Linked DNA regions of Homo sapiens: region 2 is linked to region 1. The links are chromatin contacts, found by Hi-C or POLR2A ChIA-PET in ENCODE. All regions are on one chromosome and are shown on one strand. The core of a region is the stretch at or near the end of the contact, and the rest is flanking DNA. Distances in the headings are between cores, read along the strand shown. Region 1 overlaps LYPD6B (LY6/PLAUR domain containing 6B). Region 2 overlaps LYPD6B (LY6/PLAUR domain containing 6B).

What was found. A loop is a pair of places that touch in the nucleus more often than their neighbours do. ChIA-PET counts read pairs that join two places held with the same protein, here RNA polymerase II (POLR2A).
Region 2: a loop to region 1 is called in a map of Caco-2, with 4 times the contacts of the local background. The contact joins two enhancer-like sites. A Hi-C loop is called at or near these places in 1 of 168 maps with a recorded cell type or tissue (Caco-2). POLR2A ChIA-PET finds 5 or more read pairs at or near these places in 2 of 52 experiments (BJ and Panc1).

Annotation. Positions count from the first base shown.
Region 1 is chr2:149,123,915-149,126,676 of GRCh38, reverse strand. The region is part of intron 1 of LYPD6B (LY6/PLAUR domain containing 6B); the gene reads right to left. Among named protein-coding and RNA genes, the nearest start is that of LYPD6B, 87 kb to the right of the region's middle. Within about 2 kb of position 1,421, at least 2 of the 41 ENCODE cell types and tissues checked have a DNase peak (open chromatin) inside an H3K27ac peak, as active enhancers do.
Region 2 is chr2:149,168,511-149,171,272 of GRCh38, reverse strand. All of the region lies in intron 3 of LYPD6B (LY6/PLAUR domain containing 6B), which reads right to left. Among named protein-coding and RNA genes, the nearest start is that of LYPD6B, 130 kb to the right of the region's middle. Within about 2 kb of position 1,417, at least 4 of the 41 ENCODE cell types and tissues checked have a DNase peak (open chromatin) inside an H3K27ac peak, as active enhancers do.

The DNA.
Region 1 (2,762 bases), core at 172-2,671:
TGAACGACACAGGTTTGAACTGTGTGGATACACTTATACATGGATTTTCTTCTGCCTCTCCCACCCTTGAGATGCAAGACCCACCCCTCCTCTTTCTTTTCCTCCTCAGCTGACTCAATGTAAAGATGACAAGGATGAGGACCTTTATCCGTACTTTTCACTTTATCAATGGTAAATATATTTTCTCTTCCTTATGATTTTTGTAATAGCATTTTCTTTTCTCTGGCTCACCTTATTGTAAGAATACAACATATAATACATATAACATACAAAATAAGTATGCATTGACTGTTTATTGGTAAGGCTTCTGGCCAACAGTAGGCTATTAAGTAGTTAAGTTTTGGGGGAGTTAGAAATCATACATGGATTTTCAACCATGCAGAGGGGTCAGCACCCCTAAGCCCACCATTGTCCGAGAGTCAACTATATTCCACATCTAGAGACACTGAAATGATACTACAGAATACCAAAAGCAACCACAATATTATGAAGGCAGCCAGAAAAGAGGTCAGCAATTAGACTGACAGCTAATTTCTCAGCAGCCACACTGAAGTCAGAAGATAGTAGTTATCTTCTTTTCATTTTCACTTGCATTTGTTTAATTATGAAGAGTTTAAGCATCTCTTCTCAAGTTCAAGGGTCAGTTGTACTTATTTACTTATAAACTGACAGTAGTTATCTTCAAAGTGGTAGGAGAAAATAAGTCTTAACTAGAACACCCAATGAGGAAATTTTTTAAGAATGAGAAAGAAATATATTTTCTTATACACAAAAACAGAGGAGTTTACTATCAACAAAACTTCAAAAGAATATCTAAAGACCTTACTTTAGGAAGGAGGAGATAAGGAATGTCAAGGATTAGAAAAGTTGGTATATAGGTAGGTAATCTTAAATGAGTATTTTTAAAACGTCTCTGTAAAACAAAAAATATTTACACTGTGATGGTAAAAGGAGTCAGAACTAAAATATCAGGCAACAATAGCATATAATTCAAGAGAGAGTGATTGGAGTTAAGGTACTCGAAGATGCCTGAGTTCTTTGGAAATGGGGTTAGGATACCAACTTTATTCACAGTGGGAGAAAGTGGTATCATAGACCTAATCCACCAAGACCTCAAGCCAGGACTTCCTCACCACTTTCCCTCCTAACCTAATCCACTCCAGCCAAGCCTGTCCTCCACATTTGTGATGGGGGAGAGGTTGACTTGTTTCCTGACAGAATTAAATTCTCCAGAGAATTCCATGGCCCCTGGAGGCAGGGTGGCTTCCCTGGGTGGAAGAGGGGCTTAGAGCAAAGAAAAACCCTCCAGGAAGAGGAAAGAGTGTTTTGGCAGCTTAAACTTTCAGCTGTGTCTAGAGAGTAATCTACTTATCCTAACTTGCAGGCCAGGTGTGGCTTTGTTTGTGAAGGGCTTTGTCGGGGCCAGGCGTTGTTTGACTTTGGCAAACAGGGTTGGAGATTAGTGATTTGTGACGTTACAGCACTGACTGGGAGGTAAGATGTGTTTGAGTTCCTGGGTTTTACCAATCCAGAGGTTTGGGATGGCGGAAATGAGGCAACATGAAAAGTTTCTGTTTGACTGGGAGAACCCAATTTCCTCCTGGAATTTTTCTGCTAGATGCAGTCTGACCACATCGATCCACACCAACTTGCTTCTTAGAAAATAATAAATCACAGAAAGATCATCCTTCAAAGGCTTCTTTGTAACCTGGTTGCTGAGCCTGGGTCTACCTGAATGTTGGGCTGTAGGAAAATGACCTACAGAAGCTTCTTGTGGCCATTTCTTCATCACATTCCCTGATAACTTGGACAGTGGGGTTGGTACAGGGAGCGGGAGGTGGGAAAAGAGTTGGGGATGAGCAACACTGCAATTGGAACCTAACTTGTAGAATTCGGGCTCCTTTTTACGTAATCCTAAAGCAAGCAAGTAGAAAGGTCTGTTGGCCGGGGAAAAAAAATGCATAACACATTTAAGTGCCAGTTCCAAATTATTTATGAACTATCTAATATTTTCATGGGCTCTATTTCTGATGAACTCCATTAGAGGGATTAGTGAGCAGTGGCAATAACGGCTAATAGTTGCCCGGCTAATGCAACTTCAGGACTGTTAGAAGTGATGCTACTCTCGTGGGTTGCTGAGGACAACCCTAGTTGAGAATGCTGAGCTACTCCAGCATGCACACCTGTTCGTTGTATCGTGTGATGCCCACTTAACATCACGGGTTTCAGAACCCCTGCCAAAAAAACAGACCACGCACTTATCACTAAACACACCTTTACGTGGGTTTTCCACATGCACATAATTGCCCTGAGCATTGATAACAATTATCTGCTATATGCAAAGAGGAGATAATGTTCTCTGCCCAGTGGAACAACCGTCATTGATAATTACAAGGTAGTTGGTCTCGGCCCCAGAAAGGACTATATATTGGCATCCCCCAAGAAGTGTTGTATTTATAAGCCATATTCTTGGAGGGGTTAGTGCAGTGAGGAATTAAAAGGACAAGACATTCTTTAATATTTTCAACAAAGGGAATTAGTACTTCAGAAAATGAGTGAGTAAATATCTATGAGAGTTCAGTATGCTGTTTGGTTACAGTAAAAATAGGAAGAATGGCCCTTGGATTCCACAGGAGTGGGTCCTTAACTAGAAAAGCATACAGCAAAGGAGCCCGGGGGGCCTTCCTGGATAACATCAGGTGAGTATTACATTTCCTAAATATGTGCTGCTAAATCATCCAAAACTTCACGAATTCTTGCGG
Region 2 (2,762 bases), core at 168-2,667, 45 kb before region 1:
TGTGGACAGTAATAAAAGACTTGGTGTTGCTTCCTTAGCATTTGCCTGGGTTGAGCCTTCCTATTTCACACAGGAATCGCAGGCAATGGTAAAGTCAATCTGCTCCCGGGCACACATTATTGCCTTTCCATTCAGGCCTTATCTGAGAGTCCCAGAGTGGCTGCTCCCACCTGCAACCAGGTCCTATCTCACACTGACCCGACAGGACATGCTGTCAAACTGCCAGGGCTTCAGGATCACCACTTGTTTTATTTTCACAGCTACTAATTATTTCATACATGCCTGCTTATAAAACATTTATTTTTCTTAGTTCTCAGGATTCAAGATGAAGAAGATAAAGTTCCTGCCCCAAGAAGCTCTGTATAAAGTCTAAAGGGCCTGGGATTAATTCTGTGTTGTTTAATGATGTATTTCAAGTGCCTGAAGACAAAGAAAGGTGACAGAATAGCTGTTAGAATAGTGACTGTTGGTTTTATTTAAACCTAGGAAGGATTAGTTGGGAATTTGTAGAAAAAAGGTAGGATTTTCTATTAACCCACAAACTTACATTCAGCATTCTGCCTTGAGTACTTTCTTTTGATTTTCTACATGCCAGGTTTTCCCATAAACCATAATGTTTCAAAATACAGCTCCTACTCAAAGCTATGTGTCTCTAGATCTGTAATAAATATAAATATTAAGACTTTTGAAATAAACTAAACCTTGAAATGAACTGAACACACATGCCTATCAATATTGATTTCTATAACTACCCATACATCCAAATTTAATCCAGGACAATCCAGTCTCACATTTGTCTCCCAAATCAGGCACAACAGGACATAGCACAGAGAACAGAATATAGCACAGAGAACAGTGACGTGATAGAAGACAGATGGTATTTGTAAAATGGAAATGACTCCAGCTGCCTTTCAATAGTCCTCATCTATGATGGCATATGTCAAGTGTGAAAGCCCTCTCAGCACTGTCACAAGAACAAGGCCTGAAAAAAGGTTTACTAAAATCCCCCATGAATACTGAGTGGTTAACATGCAACATGACTATGAAATTACAAGCAAGAGGTACAGGCAAATAACTATCCATTTTCATAGCTGTATCTTTGCCCTTGTGATCAACCAGATTAGCTGTATCATTCTGTACTGACCATTAAGATGGCCACTTTTGGCAATACTGACCAATACAATTTTTCAAATAGAGACATGGCTGAAGACCTGGGCCTATGAAATATCTTTCCAGAAGGATCCACAGCTTCCATGTCCAAGGCACATTTATATAATTCATATTACTAAACAGAAACCTTGGCCCTAGACTCCCATTGCCTGGAGATTTTTATTCAGTGGAAACCAAAATGTACCAGCCTGGATGACTCAGGGGGAGTGGTAATGATGGGATGAGTAATCGTTCTCTTGAAGTTGCTAGTTAGGATAAGAACAGTTGTTCATTACCTGGCGGGACAGGTTTCTCAGGCTGGCAGGGAACAGAACAAATAAATCAATGTCGCTTTCCTCCCTAACATCTTAAAACCCTGTATTTAAAGTCTGCATTTCAGCTCACAACTCAAGGAAGACAATCCCCAGAACTATCCATCTGGCCTCTGGTGATAACAGGGATCGACTGATAGGTGAAAAATGGAAGAGAAGAGATTTGTAACTTCAGTTTCAGGAGAAAAATCCTATGGGAACACTAGCTGGTTGTCTCTCTTAGGTCACTCCCTTGGTTATTTTAGGAATCCCTTGTATACAACTAATGCAGTGTCTTTTTGAAACAAGCCAAACACATATGTTGACAAGGAACAGTAAAAGCCTCTAAAATGGCAGTCCAGTTTAAAGACTTGACAATTGAGAACCTTATCCCCTTCAAAGTCATGCTCCAATCAGACTACCAGAGTAACACTTCCTCCTGTTTAGTCAATCAGGACTACAAATGCCTGCCAGCTTTGCTTTTTAGTAGGTTTAGTTAATTAACATGAGTTTGCCTTTGGCTTTTGCTAACATTGCCTGTTTTGGGGAAGAGACATGTCCAAGAGAAGGACATGAGTGTGATGTGTGTGTTGAAGATGGACAGGTGAGAGACAGCTAGGTCTCTCACCTAGACCCCCAAGAGCGGGTCCATGCATGAATTAGGGTATTTCCTAATTAATCTGAATTAATCATTTCCTAATTAATCTGAATCTCCTTACCATTTCCATAGTGCATTACTCAAATTTACCCTTTTTGAGGGGATATGTTAAAATACAGTTTAATTACAAATGAAGCACTATTTAAAAACCTATAGAAAATACACTGATTTAATAGATGACAAGTAACTGTCTACATAATTGTTGCCCATTAGAGTTCTGTTAGATAATACCTAAATAGGCTCATACCATGTGTGATTTTGGCAACAATCTGTTTGGGTATACTGCTAAGGCCCCAAAGTAAACTTACAAAGACTTGACCACACACTTGATCAAAGAATACCTGAGGCTTAATGCAAAAGAGAAGCTAGGCCCCTATGATCAGAGTGTGTGCTGCAGGTTATATTATTGTCCAAACACATTCATTCATTGTCTATCTGGTGGCACCACACTGGTGGTTACATAGATCTGCCATCCAGGAATAACAACCTTTACCCTTTTTGTTCTAGCAAGACCTACATTCAGAGAACAGGCATGGGGAGCCACAGCTGATAGCAGACAGAACTCAATATTCACAGCTTAAATATGGAAATGACCATGGTGAGAACAGGCAAATCAGGCATGGGCTTGTCGTATTTAGACACAG